2 separate regions of the Homo sapiens genome follow, and region 1 is linked to region 2. Evidence: chromatin loops called from intact Hi-C (ENCODE). Cell type or tissue: A673. All regions are shown on one strand.

What was found. A loop is a pair of places that touch in the nucleus more often than their neighbours do. Peaks named below come from ENCODE experiments on the same cell type or tissue, not always from the same donor. Only the 100,000 strongest peaks of a DNase experiment are listed, where the experiment ranks them.
Region 1: a loop joins it to region 2, with 13 times the contacts of the local background. A loop is called at or near these places in 106 of 110 quality-filtered maps.

The regions. Positions count from the first base shown.
Region 1 is chr1:16,959,383-16,967,382 of GRCh38, reverse strand. It overlaps CROCC (ciliary rootlet coiled-coil, rootletin), which reads right to left. Exons shown (of 37, transcript NM_014675.5): 27 at 6,253-6,625; 28 at 1,491-1,660; 29 at 1,264-1,384; 30 at 812-975. Among named protein-coding and RNA genes, the nearest start is that of MFAP2, 17 kb to the left of the region's middle. RefSeq lists a silencer at 6,184-6,373. In A673, CTCF peaks have their summits at 3,743 and 6,559; DNase peaks (open chromatin) are centred at 3,712 and 6,522.
Region 2 is chr1:17,042,376-17,050,375 of GRCh38, reverse strand. It overlaps SDHB (succinate dehydrogenase complex iron sulfur subunit B), which reads left to right. Exons shown (of 8, transcript NM_003000.3): 2 at 5,488-5,615. Among named protein-coding and RNA genes, the nearest start is that of SDHB, 7.7 kb to the left of the region's middle. In A673, CTCF peaks have their summits at 3,911 and 4,111 (motif pointing right); DNase peaks (open chromatin) are centred at 4,105 and 4,545; H3K4me3 peaks cover 567 bases; H3K27ac peaks cover 472 bases.

The DNA.
Region 1 (8,000 bases), 83 kb after region 2:
GAAGCAGTAATAGAGGGACAGGCTGGGGAGGGCAGAGGGGAGCTTTGGCTGCACTGTCACCACCAGGGCCTGAGTTTCCTGCCCGACAGACGCACATACACACTGGCACACATAGCTGTCCCCCAAACACACATAAAAACCCCAGAACTACAGAGACATAAAACAGAGGCCCCCTGAGTACCACCTGTGATAAGAGCCTGTGTGTGTCACCCTGTGACGTAATCACTGCTCCTCCTTTTACAGATTAGGAAAATGAAAACCAGGCAGATGACAGCCCAAAGCCCAAGCTCTCTTTCTTTTCTTCTTCTTCTTCTTTTTTTTTTCTTTTCTTTTTTACAGGGTCTCACTCTGCCTTGCTAGAGTGCAGTGGCATGATCACAGCTCATTGCAGCCTCGACCTACCGGGCTCCAGTGATCTTCCCACCTCAGCCTCCCGAGTAGCTGGGACTACAGGCCCACACCACCATGCCCAGCTAAGTATTTTTCATAGAGACGGGGTTTCACCATGTTGCCCAGGCTGGTCTCAAACTCCTGTGCTCAAGGGATCCACCTGCCTCGACCTCCCAAAGTGCTAGGATTACAGGCATGAGCTACTGCACCTTGACCAAGCTCTTTTTTCTACAGCCTAGTGACCACAAGTGACATGAGAGGATGGAGTCTGAACATGGTTTCACAGAGTCACAGGCTGGTCACCTCAGTGGGTTGCAGAGAGACTCAGGCAGACAGACACAGGGAGACACACATAAGAGTTAGACACTCACTCGGGTACACAGATTCCCCGTCGCCCCGCTGGCCCTCAGCTCCTGCCCACCTGGCTGGCCCGGAGCTCGCTCTCGGTGGCCTGCAGGCTCCTCTCCAGTGTGGCCACCTGGTCCAGCGTGGCCCGGCGCTCCCGCTCACTGCGCCGCACACTCTCCTCCTGCAGCGCCAGCTCCGCCTGGACCCCGCTCAGCCGCCCATCCACACTGCGCCGGGCTGTAGCCACCACCCACCCCGTCAGGCATGGCCAAGCACAGCCCCGAGACCCAAACCAGGTCACAAAATGTCCAGCCTGCACTCCACCCAGTGCAGGGCCAGACTGTCTGCACCCTTCGTAGTATGCGGGCCTGCACACAGGTGAGGCTGTCCAAGGAGGGTCCTCTTGGAGACAGCCCCGAGTCAGGTCATGGGGGCCACGGCAAGGTCAGAGGCCAATCCCCCGGCTCCTGCCTCAACTGCCCAAAACACAGGAGAGAGAACAGGGACCCCGAGGATCAGACTCACCTTCCTCACTCTCAGCCACCGCCTTCTGCAGCTGCCTGGCCCTCGAGGTTGCGCTGTCCCTCTCAGCCTCCATCTCGGCCAGCTGGCGATTCAGGGCACTGGTCTGGGTCCGAAGTTCGTCCTGTAGCCCCGACATGGGGGAACAAAGACAGACCCCTGCTCTGACACCCTGCAACCTCCCCAGGGCCCTCCAGGTTCCCCATCCAGCCATGCACACCCAGGCTTACCCGTTCTCTCTGGGCACTCCGCAGCTCTTGCAGGAATTCCCGGAGGGCCCCGCGCACTGCCTCCGGGTCCAGGTCTGGAGAGGCTGGGGAGGTGGCAGGTCCTGGAGATGGTGGCTGGGACCCAGGGCTGCATTCTAAGGTGCTGGGGCTGTTGAGCCCTTCCCCGCTTCCTAGAAGAGAAAGAAGACTTGCTCAGTGATGCAGAAGCCACGGGCCTCCCACACATCTCACTCACTGTCATCCCTGCCTTTCCCAACAGCCCTCAGAATCAAGCCCAACTTCTCTGCTATAGCTTAGGGGTCTTCTTGCCCATCCCAGCTGAAACCCTCTCACCCTTTACAAACTGGCCACCCTGCATCTCCCATGTTCTAGAACATTCTTTGTCCCAGCTCCAGGGCCTCTGTACATGCTGCTCCCCTTCTCCCCATGGCCTCTCTTTGCCTGGCCCATCCTTTAGGGCCATCCCTCTCCCTCAGAGGCCTCTCTGGCCACAGGCTGGATTACAGTGAGCTCATCCCACCCTCAGCGGGGTCTGATGTCTGCCACCCCCACCCCGACCAGGAGCACCATGAGGGCTGGGCCTCGTCTCTTCCATCCACCACTGTTCCCAGGGCCCAGTGCAAGGGTGGTTGCTGCATCACCTCAAGTCTCTCCATACTGAGTGCCCACTGTGCTAGGCACTTCATCTTCACAACAACTTCCTGACAGGTAAGGAACAATTTACCCTCTTCCCAGGCAAGGCTGGCACAAAGCAGTTAAGTGATTTGCTTGTTCTGTTGACTGGGTGTGGTGGCTCACACCTGTAATCCCAGCACTGTGGGGTCCGAGGCAGGCGGATCACTTGAGGTCAGGAGTTCAAGGCAAGCCTGGCCAACATGGTAAAACCCCGTCTCTACTGAAAATACAAAAATTGGCCAGGTGCGGTGTCTCATGCCTGTAATCCCAGCACTCTGGGAGGCCAAGGCAGGTGGATCACCTGAGGTCAGGAGTTCGAGACCAGCCTGCCAACTAGTGAAACCCCATCTCTACTAAAAATACAAAAATTAGCTGGGCGTGGTGGCATGCACCTGTAATCCCAGCTATTCGAGAAGCTGAGGTTGGAGAATTGCTTAAACCCGGGAAGCGGAGCTCGCAGTGTTCCTAATCGAACCGCTGCACTCCAGCCTGGGTAACACAGCGAGACTCCGTCTCAAAAAAAGAAGAAAGAAAAGACTGGGAGCAGTGGCTCACACCTGTAATCCCAGCACTTTGGGATGCCGAGGTGGGCAGATCACGAGGTCAGCAGTTCGAGACCGGCCTGGCCAACATGGTGAAAACCCGTCTCTACTAAAAATACAAAAATTAGGTGTGGTGGCGGGCGCCTGTAATCCCAGCTACTCAGGAGGCTGAGGCAGGAGAATTGCTTGAACTGGGACCTGGGAGGCAGAGGTTGCAGTGAGCTAAGACTGCACCATTACACTCCAGCCTGGGCAACAGAGTGAGACTCGGTCAAAAAAAAGAAGAAAGAAGAGGAAAGAAAAGAAAAGAAAGTAAGGAAGGAAGGAAAAGAAAGGAAAAGAAAAGAAAAGAAAAGAGAAAAATTAGCTGAGCATGGTGGCCCACGCTTATAGTCCCAGCTACCTGGGAGGCTGAGGTCTGGAGGCTGAGGCAGGAAAAGCACTTGAACCCTGGAGACAGAGGTTGTAGTGAGCTGAGACTGTGCTGCACTCCAGCCTGGGCAACAGAGAGAGACTCTGTCTCAAAAAAAAAAAAAAATAAAGAAAAAAGAAAAGAAAAGAAAAAGAAAAAAGTGGGCCCGGCACGGTGGCTCAGACCTGTAATCCCAGCACTCTGGTGGGAGGCCGAGGCGGGCAGATCACCTGAGGTCAGGAGTTCAAGACCAGCCTGGCCAACATGGTGAAACCCCCATCTCTACTAAAAATACAAAAAATTAGCTGGGTGCAGTGGTGCACGCCTGTAGTCCCAGCTACTCAGGAGGCTGAGGCAGGAGAATCGCTTGAACCCAGCAGGCGGAGGTTGCAGTGAGTCGAGATCGCGCCATTGCACTCCAGCATAGGCAATAGAGCGAGACTTGGGCTCAAAAAAAAACAAAAACAAAGTGATTTGGTTGTTCTCAATGCTGGGAAGTTTCAGGGCTGAGATGGGAATCCAGGCAGCCCGACTCCCTGGCAGCACTCCTGCTTGGAGTGATGGCCCGGGGAGGTGGAGGGGGCAGGGCGGGTGGAACCAGGGCACTACCTGGAGGCTGGCACTGGAACTGCAGGACACGGGTCCTGCCATGAGCATCCTGCCTTGGCCGCAGAGGGACACCAAAACTGCTCCGCAGCCATGAACTTGGTCACCACCCAAAAGGCCTCGCTCAGAGGTTCCCAAAGAAGCAGGCCTGCCCCTGGGGGCCTCCAGCTCTAGAAGGTCCCATCGTCTCAGGGTAAAAGTCCCCGTAGAGGCCTATAATGTCTATTGGAGCAAGCCCTTCGTCCCCAAATCTCACCCCCCTGCTTGATGCTCTGGGACTGCTGGCCCCTGCTGTCCACAGGACAGGCGCACCTCCACTCAGGACCTCCCTACTCGCCCCGAGTCCCCCTCCCAGCTGCTCGCTCACGTTCTCCCCTTACCCATCACCTCCTCAGTGAGGCACCTGCTGCCCCCGCATGAACTGCCCTAGCCCCTACCTTGGCTTTGCCCAATTTTTTTTTTTTTTTTTTTTCTGAGACGGAGTTTCGCTCTTGTTGCCCAGTCTAGAGTGCAATGGTGCGATCTCGGCTCACCACAACCTCTGCCTCCTGGTTTCAAGAGATTCTCCTGCCTCAGCCTCCCGAGTAGCTGGGATTACAGGCGTCTGCCACCACACTTGACTAATTTTTTGTATTTTTAGTAGAGACAGGGTTTCACCATGTTGGCTAGGCTGGTCTTGAACTCCTGGCCTCGAGTGATCCACCCGCTCCGGCCTCGCAGAGTGCTGGGATTACAAACATGAGCCAACGTGTCTGGCCATTTTCATCATTTTTAAGTGTACAACTGAGCGGCATGAATTACATTCACACTGTTGTGCAGCCATCACCATCATCTGTTCCCAGATCATCCCGACTGGAGGTCAGGAGTTTGAGACCAGCCTGTCCAACATGGTGAAACCCCATCTCTCCTAAAAAAAAAAAATATACATATATATATATGTATATTTATATACACACACACACATACACAAAAATTAGCCAGGTGTGCCGGGCACAGTGTCTCATGCCTTTAATCCCAGCACTTTGGGAGGCTGAGGTGGGCAGATCACGTAAGGTCAGGAGTTCAAGACTAGCCTGACCAACATGCTGAAATCCTGTTTTTTTTTTTTTTTTTTTTTTTTTTTGAGACGGAGTCTAGCTCTGTCGCCCAGGCTGGAGTGCAGTGGCGGGATCTCAGCTCACTGCAAGCTCCATCTTCCGGGTTCACGCCATTCTCCTGCCTCAGCCTCCCGAGTAGCTGGGACTACAGGTGCCTGCCACTGTGCCCAGCTAATTTTTTTTGTATTTTTAGTAGAGACGGGGTTTCACTGTGGTCTCGATCTCCTGACCTCGTGATCCGCCCACCTCTGCCTCCCAAAGTGCTGGGATTACAGGCATGAGCCACCGCGCCCAGCCTTGAAACCCCGTCTCTACTAAAAATACAAAAATTAGCCAGGCGTGGTGGCACACGCCTGTAGTCTCCCAGCTACTCAGGGGGCTGAGGCAGGAGAATCACTTGAACCCAGGAGGCAGAGGTTGCAGTGAGCCGAGATCGTGCTACTGCACTCCAGCTTGGGCAACAGAGCAAGACGCCATCTCAAAAAAAAACAAAAAGAATAATTAAAAACAATACAGTGTAACAAGTGTAAGATTTCCACTTAGCTGTATTTGGTATCCTAAGTAACCTAGAGATGACTGAAAGTATGTGGGAGTATATGGCAGGATGGAAGCTCAGAAAATCAGATAAGGAGTCAAAGGCATTAAGAGCCCTCCAGCCCCCGGTCCAGGAAAGGCACGGTGGCTCACGCCTGTAATCCCAGTGGGAGGATCGCTTGAGTCCAGGAGTTCAAGACTAGCCTGGGCAATATGGCAAAACCCCATCTCTACTAAAAACACAAAAATTAAGCAGACATTGTAGTGCACACCTGTAGTCTCAGCTACAAAGGAGGTTGAGGTGGGAGAATCACTTGAGCCCAGGAGGCACAGGCTGCCAAGGCAGAGGGAGCCAAGATCACACTACTGCACTTCAACTGAGGTGACAGAGTGAGATCCTGTCTCAAAAGTTGAAAAAAAAGAATCACCCCACTTCCCCAAAAAAATAAGTGGCCTAGACCGGGTGCCGTGGCTCATGCCTCTAATCCCAACCCTGAGAGGCTGAGACAGGAGGATCGCTTGAGGCCAGGAGTTTAAGACCAGCCTGGGCAACATAGTGAGACCCCGTCTCCACAAAAACTACAAAAATTAGCTGGGCGTGGTGGCACACCTGTAGTCCCAGCTACTCAGGAGGCTGAGGAGGGAGGACCACTTGAGCCCGGGAAACAGATGAGGCCTGGTCTAAAGAAAAAAGAAGCGCCCTTGAGAAGCACAGATCAGTGAAGGGAGGGGTCTCGGTGAGGGGACGGGGCTAAGAAGTGGACCTCAGTGGAGAGGTGTGGTGGGCTCCTTGAAAAAAAACAAAAACAAAAACAAAAACACCCTGCCATGTGGGGGCGGGGCCTCAGTGCGGCCCGCCCACCTCCCCCCTTCCCTGCGCGCGGCACTGCCCTTACCTTCTGCGGGTGCGTCCCGGGCAGGGGAACCGGGCACTGGCCGCGGGGCTGGGCTGGGCGCGCGACCGAGGCCGAGGCCCCGGCGCAGAGCCGAGCGCAGGCCACCCAGCTGGGCCTCCGCCGCGCGCCGCTGCACCTCCACGCGGGCCAGCTCGGCCTCCAGGCCTTGTGCCCGGCCCTCGGCTGCGCTCAGCCGCAGGCCCAGCTCTGCAGCCTCGGCCCGCGCCGCCTCCAGCTTCAGCTCCAGGCCGCGGGCGTGGTCCAGCTGCTGCTTTTCAGTGCCACGCGCCTCCTCCAGGGAGCCCAGCAGGCGTCGCTCGCGGGTCCGGAACTCGCCTTCTTGTTCCTGCAGCTTCCGCTGGGCTACCTGGAGCTGGAGTGATGCCAGGAGGTGGAGGTCGGCAAGACCTCTCCCAACCCGACGCCCCACCCCTAAGGCCCAGACTGGAGCCCACCATCCCTGACTGTGTGGTCAGTACAACCCTTTCTCCTTTAGTGCTCGCCACTCAAGCAGGCGGTGCAAAAACATCCCCGTGGGAGGAAATACTAGAACTTGTTTATTAATCTCTTTATTCTTTATACAAGCCTTGTAATGCCCATAGTTTATTAGTAATAACAGCTGGCATTTGAATACATAGGGCTTATCAGTGCCAGGCACTAAGTAACTTTCCAAAAAATATTAACTCTAATTACTACTCTATGAATCGATCTCACTTTACAGAAGATGAAACAGGCACAGAGATGCTAAGTAACTTGTCCAAGGCCAGAGTTAGTAAACTGCAGAGCTGGGATTCAAAGCCAGGCACTCTAGCTCCAAAGGCTGTTTTTTTTGTTGTTTTTGTGGGTTTTTGTTTGTTTGTTTTTGGAGACAGAGTCTAGCTCTGTCACCCAGGCTGGAGTGCAGTGGGGCAATCTCAGCTCACTGTAACCTCTGCCTCCTGGGTTCAAGTGATCCTCCCACCTCAGCCTCCGAGTAGCTGGGATTACAGGTGAGCACCACCATGCCCAGCTAATTTTTGTATTTTTAGTAGAGACAGAGTTTTGCCATGTTAGCCAGACTGCTCTCGAACTCCTGGCCTCAAGTGATCTGCCAGCCTCGGCCTCCCAAAGTGCTGGGATTACAGGTGTGAGCCACTGCGCCCGGCTGTTTTTGTTTCTGTTTTTTTTTTTGTTTTTTGTTTTTAATAGCTTGACAGCAGCTTATTAATCACATGTACTCACAGCCCTGGGGGGTGGGGGAAAGGCGGGGAGGCATACCACACGGGGCCACACGGGGGCTGTGGGCTGCACTTGAGAACACAGTGAACAGCCAGGAAGGTTAAGTGCCCACTGGTTCCAAAGGGAGCTGTGTCCAGAGGCTGTTCCCTTAACCACTAGGCTACATTGCCGCCCTTGCCCATAATTTATCAATAAATTTGCACACAATGGGGGCATGCACTAAAATATCATTTCCTGATGGGATGCATGGTCACACAGACACAAAGCCACCCCTGCCATTTAGAGAGTCAACCTCTCACGGTCACCAGTTTCACTGGAAACCCATCTACTGAGCAGCTGGTTGCCAGGACCTGTGCCAGGGCCCTTCATACATGCTCGGCTGTGCTAGCCCATCTCTCATGAGCGCTCTGAGGCACAGAGATGACGTGACTTGGTTCAGGCCACACAACAGATTCATGGCAATGAAACAGCCGGAAAAGGCAGAGCGGGTAGCCTGTGGGCTTTGGAGTCAGACAGACTTAGGTGGCTGT
Region 2 (8,000 bases):
CGCCTGGCCTATAAAATACATTTTTGACACAAAACAAATTTAAATTAGTTGTACTGAAAAAAAAAAAATGATGACATTTTGGGGCACTCCAAAACTGATGTTGGGATATGTCGACTTAGATATTCAGTGTAGTACATCCTGGCATTGCTCTTATTTCACATCATTCATATGATAAGACTTTTTAAAAATTTAAATTAGCTCTAATACAAACTTAGTCTCTTTTGGAAAGATAATACGTGATCAATTATCCGTGTAGAGTGGATATGAAACAGATATTTAAATGTTATAAAGAAATGTTGAAGGGAAAACCTCATTGCAGGTAACCACAGTCATCCCACAGGCCTTGTGGTTCTGATACCCAGCTTGATAGAGCCTAATGCCTGTTGCCCACTGACAATACTAAATCAGGCTTTAGAACTAGGGGGTTATGCCTGGCACAGTGGCTCACACCTGTATGTAATCCAGCACTTTGGGAGGCTGAGGCAGGTGGATCACGACATCAGGAGTTCAAGACCATCCTGGCTAAAACGGTGAAACCCCATCCCTACTAAAAATACAAAAAAGTTAGCCGGGCGTGTGACACGCGCCTGTAATCCCAGCTACTTGGGAGGCTGAGGCAGGAGAATTGCTTGAACCCAGGAGGCAGAGAGATCTCGCCACTCCACTCCAGCCTGGGTGACAGAGTGAGACTGTCTCACAAAAAAAAAAAAAAAAAAAAAAAAAAAAAAGAACTAGGGGATTATGCTCCAGTCCCAGATTCTGTTTAAAGCCCGGTTAGGGGCCAGGCGCGGTTGCTCACACCTGTAATCCCAACACTTTGGAACGCTGAGGCAGGTGGATCACTTGAGGCCAGGAGTTTGAGCCCAGCCTGGCCAAATGGCAAAACCTTGTCTGTACTAAAAATACAAAAATTAGCTGGACTTTATGGCACATGCCTGTAATCCCAGCTACCCGGGTGGCTGAGACAGGAGAATTGCATGAGCCTGAGGGGTGGAGGTTGCAGCGATCCAAGATCGCGCCACTGCACTCCAGCCTGAGCAACAGAATGAGACTCTCCAAAAAAGAAAAAAAAAAGTCCAAGTTAGGGCCAGACACAATGGCTCACACCTGTAATCCCAACACTTTGGGAGGCTGAGATGGGAGGATTGCTTAAGCCCAGAAATTCCATACCAGCTTAGCCAACATGGCAAGACCCTGTCTCTACAAAAATTAGCTGGACATGATGGTGTGCACCTATAGTCCCAGCTACTTGGGAGGCTGAGTCAGGATGATCGCCTGAGCCCAGGAGTTAAAGGCTGCAGTGAGCCATGATCTCCAGCCTGGGCAATAAAGCTAGACCATGTGTCTATAAAAATAAAAAATAAAGGCCGGGCAAGGTGGCCTGTACCTATAATCCCAGCACTTTGGGAGGCCAAGGCAGGCGGATCACCTGAGGTCAGGAGTTCAAGACCAGCCTGGCCAACATGGTGAAACCCCGTCTCTACTAAAAATATAAAAATTAGCTCGGCGTGGTGGCAGGCACCTGTAGTCCCAGCTACTCAGGAGGCTGAGGCAGAAGAATCACTTGAAGTCGGGAGGTGGAGGTTGCAGTGAGCCGAGATCGCGCCATTGTACTCCAGCCTGGGGGACAAGAGTGAGACCCCATCTCAAAATAAATAAATAAATAAATATTTTAAAAAATAAATGAAAAATAAAAGTGTCCAAATTAGAAGTAAAAACTTGAAGTAGCCCCATTTTTTAAAAGGCATATTGTCCCACTTACCCTACTATCTGCCTCAGGCACAGCAGCCACCCACTCTGGAAAATAGTTTTGTCAGTTGCTTAAAAAAAACTAAACTTGTAGCTACCATACAGCCCAACAATTACACACCTGGGTGTTTATCCTGAGAAATGAAGATGTAACGTTCACACAGAAATTTGTCCACAAATGTTCATCTCAGCTTTATTCATGTCACCAAAAATTAGAACACCCCCAATGTCCCTCAGTAGTTACATGGTTAAGCAAATTGTGGTACATGATACCTTGGAGTGCTACTCAGCTATAACAAGAAAAAAGCTATTGCTGTACACAGCAACTTGGATGAATCTCCGGAGAATTCGGCTGAATAAAAAAAGCCAATTCCAAAAGGCTACATACCAGATGATTATATTGATATAACATTCTTGAAATGACCGAATTTGAGAAGTAGAGAACAGATTAGTGATTGCTAGGGCTTACGGAGTACAGGGGAGGTAGGGTGGGAGGAAGTGGACAGGGCTATAAAAGGGCAATGTTAGTGATCCTGTGCTTATGGGAATGTCCCCTATCTTGACTAGCACTGTCAGTATTCTGGTTGTGCTGGTGTGCTACAGTTTGCAAGATGTTCCTGTTGGGGAGACTGGGTAAAGAGTATGTGGGCCCTGGCATGGTGGCTCATGCCTATATCCCAACTCTTCGGGAGGGCCAGGCAGAGGATCACTTGGGGCCAGGAGTTCAAGACCAGCCTAGGCAACACAGTGAGACCCCTATCTCTACAAAAATAAATGTAAAAAAACTAACTGGGCATGGTGGCGCATGCCTGTAGTCCTAGCTACTGGGGAAGCTGAGATGGGAGGATCGCTTGAGTCCAGAAGGTTGAGGCTGCAGTGAGCTGTGATCATGCCACTGCACAATCAGTGACAGAGCAAAACTCTCTCTCTTTTTTTTTTTTTTTTAGCTTGAGTTTCACTTTGTCACCCAGGGTGGTATACAGTGGCACAGTCTTAGCTCACTGCAACCTTTACCTCCCAAGTTCAAGCCATTCTCCTGCCTCAGCCTCCCTAGTAGCTGGGATTACAGGCACACGCCACCACACCCTGCTAATTCGTTTTTTTGTATTTTTAGTAGGGACGGGGTTTCACCATGTTGGCTGGGCTGGTCTTGAATCCCTGATCTCAGGTGATTTCCCAACCTCAGCCTCCCAAAGTGCTGGGATTACAGGTGAGAAGAGTATGTGGAGTCTCAGTATTATTTTCTTCTTTTTGTTTTGTTTTGTTTCTTTGAAACAGCGTCTCACTCTGTCACCCAGGCTGGAGTGCAGTGGCGCAATCTTGGCTCACTGCAATCTCCGTCTCCCAGGGTCAAGCGATTCTCCTGCCTCTGCCTCCCGAGTAGCTGGGATTACAGACATGTGCCACCACACCGGGCTAATTTTTGTATCTTTAGTAGAGACGGAGTTTCACCATGTTGGCCAGGCTGGTCTTGAACTCCTGACCTCAAGTGATTCGTCTGTCTTGGCCTCCCAAAGTACTGGGATACAGGTGTGAGCCACTGCACCTGGCCTCAGTATTATTTTCTATAAATGCATATGAATCTATAATTATTAAAAAATAAAAAGGTTGGCCAGGCACGGTGGCTCACGCCTGTAATCCTAGCAGTTTGGGAGGCCAAGGCAGGCAGATCACCTGAGGTTGGGAGTTTGAGACTACCCTGACCAACATAGACAAACCACATCTCTACTAAAAATACAAAATTAGCCGGGCCTGGTAGCACATGCCTGTAATCCCAGCTACTCGGGAGACTGAGGCAGGAGAATTGCTTGAACCGGGGAGGCGGAGGTTGTGGTGAGCCAAGATTGCACCATTGCACTCCAGCCTGGGCAACAAGAGCAAAACTCAGTCTCAAAGATAAATAAATAAATAAATAGTTTAATTTTTTAAAAAAGCATTTAACTATGGTTATATGCAGTAACATATGAATCTCAGAAGCATTATGTTGAGTGAAAGAAGCTAGACATGAGACTACGTACCGTATGATGCCATTTATATGAATTCTGTAAAAGGCAGACTCGTGATGATAGCTGATCAGTTGCTAAGGGTAGGAAAAGGGGACTTATGTTTGCCATCAAGGGCACAAAAGACCTTTTTGGATGGAAATACTCTGTTGTAATTGTGGTAGGATTACATTGCTTTGTCAAAACTCATTATACCCTTAAAATTAGTGAATTTTATTATAATGAATTATACCTTATTAAATCTCACAGAAAAAAGACCAAAAAAAAAATGGGACATTAAGCAAGCAAAGTCCACTGGAGTTGATACCTTCAGGAATCTTTCCTCTCACTTCCTCCCAAATACCACAAGGTGGCATTAGATGTTCATGTCAGTTTACAAAATGGGGTTCCCGGTGAAAAACATTTGTAGAAATGGCTTTCCTTTTGTTGATGATTTTAGCCAGCTTGGTGATAAGGTAAAACATAGCTTTCATCTTAACTTTCATTTTCTTCATATATTTTCTTCTTTTCTACTGTTAGCTGATGTTTGTATTTTCAGCTTCAGTTAATACGGGACACTTTACCAAGAAATAATGTTACTGGTAGACGGTCTTGACCACAAGTCGTCAAGGTTTTTAGCATGTTGAACAAAAAATTGGACAAAACACACAAGCAAAGCAACAGAAGACGAAAGCATAGATTTATTGAAATGAAAGTACACTCCATAGAGTAGGAGTGGGATTGAGCAAGTGGTTCAAGAGCCCCAGCTGCACAGTCTTCTGGGATTAAAGTACCCTGTACGGGTTTCCTATTAGTTACACCCTATGCAAATGAAGACTTGGCCCGAGACGAATCAGAGGCTGTAGTGAAGACTCCCTGTCTCTAAACCCTGTTCTCCTGCCTCAGTAATAAACACCACTGCATCTTTTTGTAATTAGTCAATTAACCTTCCGAGTTTTTACTTTTCTATATCAGTTTATTTTAAAAATTAGCAGTCCTGGAGTATAGTCTTTTCTTTCTTTTTTTCTTTTTTATTTTGTATTTTTGAAAAAGAGTCTCACTCTGTTGCCCAGGCTAGAGTGCAGTGGCATGATCTTGGCTCACTGCAGCCTCAACCTCTCGGGCCCAAGCAGTCCTCCCACTTCTGCCTCCTGAGACGCACACTACGACACCCAGCTAATTTTTTTATTTTTTGTAGAGATGGGGTTTTGCCATGTTTCCCAGACTGCTCTCAAACTCATGGGCTCAAGCAATTCTCTCACTTCTGCCTCCCAAAGTGCTGAGACTGCAGGCATGAGCCACCACCCTCAGACCACACCCCACACTCCTTCCCCTTAATTCTGGTTTGTCAAGCCTCCACTTAGATGACATGTGAGGAAGCCTTCTCTGACTCTTCACTCATTGAAGTCTCTGCTGTATTCATCCAGAGCTCCCTGTACTTTCCCAACAGTATCGCTCTTTATATTCATCGTGAATGTTTAATTTAACTCTTGTTCACTACAAAGTAAGTTCTGTGAAGATGAAGGTTTTTGTGTATTAAGTGCTGTGTCACTAGCCCCTAATACCATGTCTGATATATTAGCATATGATAGGTGCTTAATACTTGTTGGATATTGAATGCCTGCCTTTTCTAAGAAGATTATGTGTCAGTAATGTGTGAGTTTATATCCAGCGTTACATCTGTTGTGCCAGCAAAATGGAATTATCTTGTATTTCTAATTTTTTTTTCCTTTTTGTGAACTTTAAAAAATTTCAGGCCTCCCGAGGAGCCCAGACAGCTGCAGCCACAGCTCCCCGTATCAAGAAATTTGCCATCTATCGATGGGACCCAGACAAGGCTGGAGACAAACCTCATATGCAGACTTATGAAGTTGACCTTAATAAGTGAGTATCTCTGTGAAAGCCAGCTATTGAAGGAGAGTTCTTGATTTGATTTAGGGACATGCTTTTCACATCCTTGGAAGGCTTAAAAATCTGAGATCATCCGATGGCTCTGTTTTTAAAACAAGAATGAGCTTGGGCCGGGCACGGTGGCTCACGCCTATAATCCCAGCACTTTGGGAGGCTCAGGCGGGCAGATCATCTGAGGTTGGGAGTTCAAGACCAATGTGGCCAACATGGTGAAACTCCCCTCTCTACTAAAAATACAGAAATTAGCTGGGTATAGTGGCTCATGCCTGTAATCCCAGCCACTCAGGAGGCTGGGGCACAAAAATTGCTTGAACCCAGGAGGCAGAGGTTGCAGTGAGCTGAGATCATGCCATTGCACTCCAGCCTGGGCAACAGAGTGAGACTCTGTCTCCAAAAAAAAAAAAAAAATGAGGTTGTTACCTGATTCAGAAGAATAATACCAAAATAATTCCCAAATGAAAGTATGACAAATTTCTAGAAATACTGGTATAATTAACTTTATGCACAGTATTTAAAGTCATTTAATATATTACCATTTTTTTAATGCTGAATGTATTGATTATATCTTATACATCTGGACCTGTGTTTTCTATAATAATAACAGAACCGCCAGAAACTTGCCTTGAATGGACAAGGTAGGGATGTGGTTAAAATGTTAAAAATTGGACTGGCGTGTTAGTTTTCTATTTCTGTCAGAGCAAATTACCACAAACTTAGTGACTTAAAACAACCTAAATGTATTATCTTATAGTTCTGTAGGTCAAAAGACTGGTATAGTCTCATCAGACTAAAATCAAGGTGTCAGCAGGCTGCATTCCTTTCTGGAGCCTAGAGGAAAATATTTTTTGCTCATTTGCGCTATTGGTGGAATGCAGTTCCTTGTGGTTGTGAGCCCGAGGTCTCTGTCATTCTGCTGACTGTAAGCTGAGGGCTGTTCCAAGCTTCCAGAGGCTGCCGCACTCCTTGGCTCTTGGCCTCTTCTTCCATCGTCAAAAGCAGCAGCAGCAGGTTGAGTTCTTCTTCACATCACATCTCTCAAAACCACTCTTTTTCCAACATCTTTCACTTTTAAGGAACTCCACAGTTAGCCAAAGAAAAGAAAGAATCTAGCAAGTTAGTCTCTAGCCTCCTGCTGCTCCACTCCACGCCCCCATATAACCAGAACTGTTCTCTGATCTGTTTTATGTGTAAGTGAATAAGTGTTTTATTTGTTTCAAACAAAAGCTTCTGTGGCACCAAAAAAAAGTTTGAATACCACGAATACTCTAAATGCTTACTTTGACTTTCTGTGGTGACAAGTAAGTGCTGTTAATGAGGTAGCATTAATTGATATATAACCTTCTTAAATAGACAAAATTTTCAAATACTCAGCAACCAAAAGTCCCTAGCAAAATTCAAAGGAATAGAAATTGCACAGACCACAGTTTTGGACCGAAATACAATAAAACTAAACTCATATTAAAAATATAAACAGGCCGGGCGCGGTGGCTCATGACTATAATCCCAGCACTTTGGGAAGCCGAGGCAGGTGGATCACTCGGGGTCAGGCATTCAAGACTAGCCTGGCCAACATGGTGAAACCCCATCTCTACTAAAATATAAAAATAAGCTGGGCGTTGTGGCAGGTGCCTGTGATCCCAGCTATTTGGGAGGCTGAGGCATGAGAATCACTTGAACCTGGGAGGCGGAGGTTGCAGTGAGCCGAGATCGTGCCACTGCACTCCAGCCTGGGTGACAGAGCAAGACTCTGTCTCAAAAAAAAAAAAAAAAAAAAAAAAACTCATAAAACAAAAAACCCTACTGCTTAGAAACTAAAAAAAAGTACACTTCTAACTATTTGATCAGGAACACGTAAAAAATATTGCCAGATACTTAGAAAATAAAGACGTTGCAAATCAAAACTTAGAGAATGTCAGAGAATGTGGCTAAAACTGGAAGAGTTAAATTCCTTTTTTTTTGAGTCAGGGTCTCGCTGTCACCCAGGTTACAGTGCAATGGCATGCTCACGGTTCACTGTAGCCTCAACCTCCCAGGCTCAAGCAATCCACCTGCCTCATCCTCCTGAGTAACTGGGACTATAGGCACATGCCACCACACCCAGCTAAGTTTTGTATTTTTTGTAGAAATTGAGTTTCACTATGTTGCCCAGCCTGGTCTCAAACTCCTGGGCTCAAGCAATCCACCCATTTTAGCTTCCCAAAGTCCTAGGATTACAGGCATGAGCCACAGCACCCAGCCCATAACGATTTTTTAGTGATAAAAAATTTAAAGAATCTTTGGGTTTACTTCCAGTTTTGTCACAGTAGCTCTCATCAGACTAACCCTCCTACAAATAACAATGATCAACTCCGGAAAAAA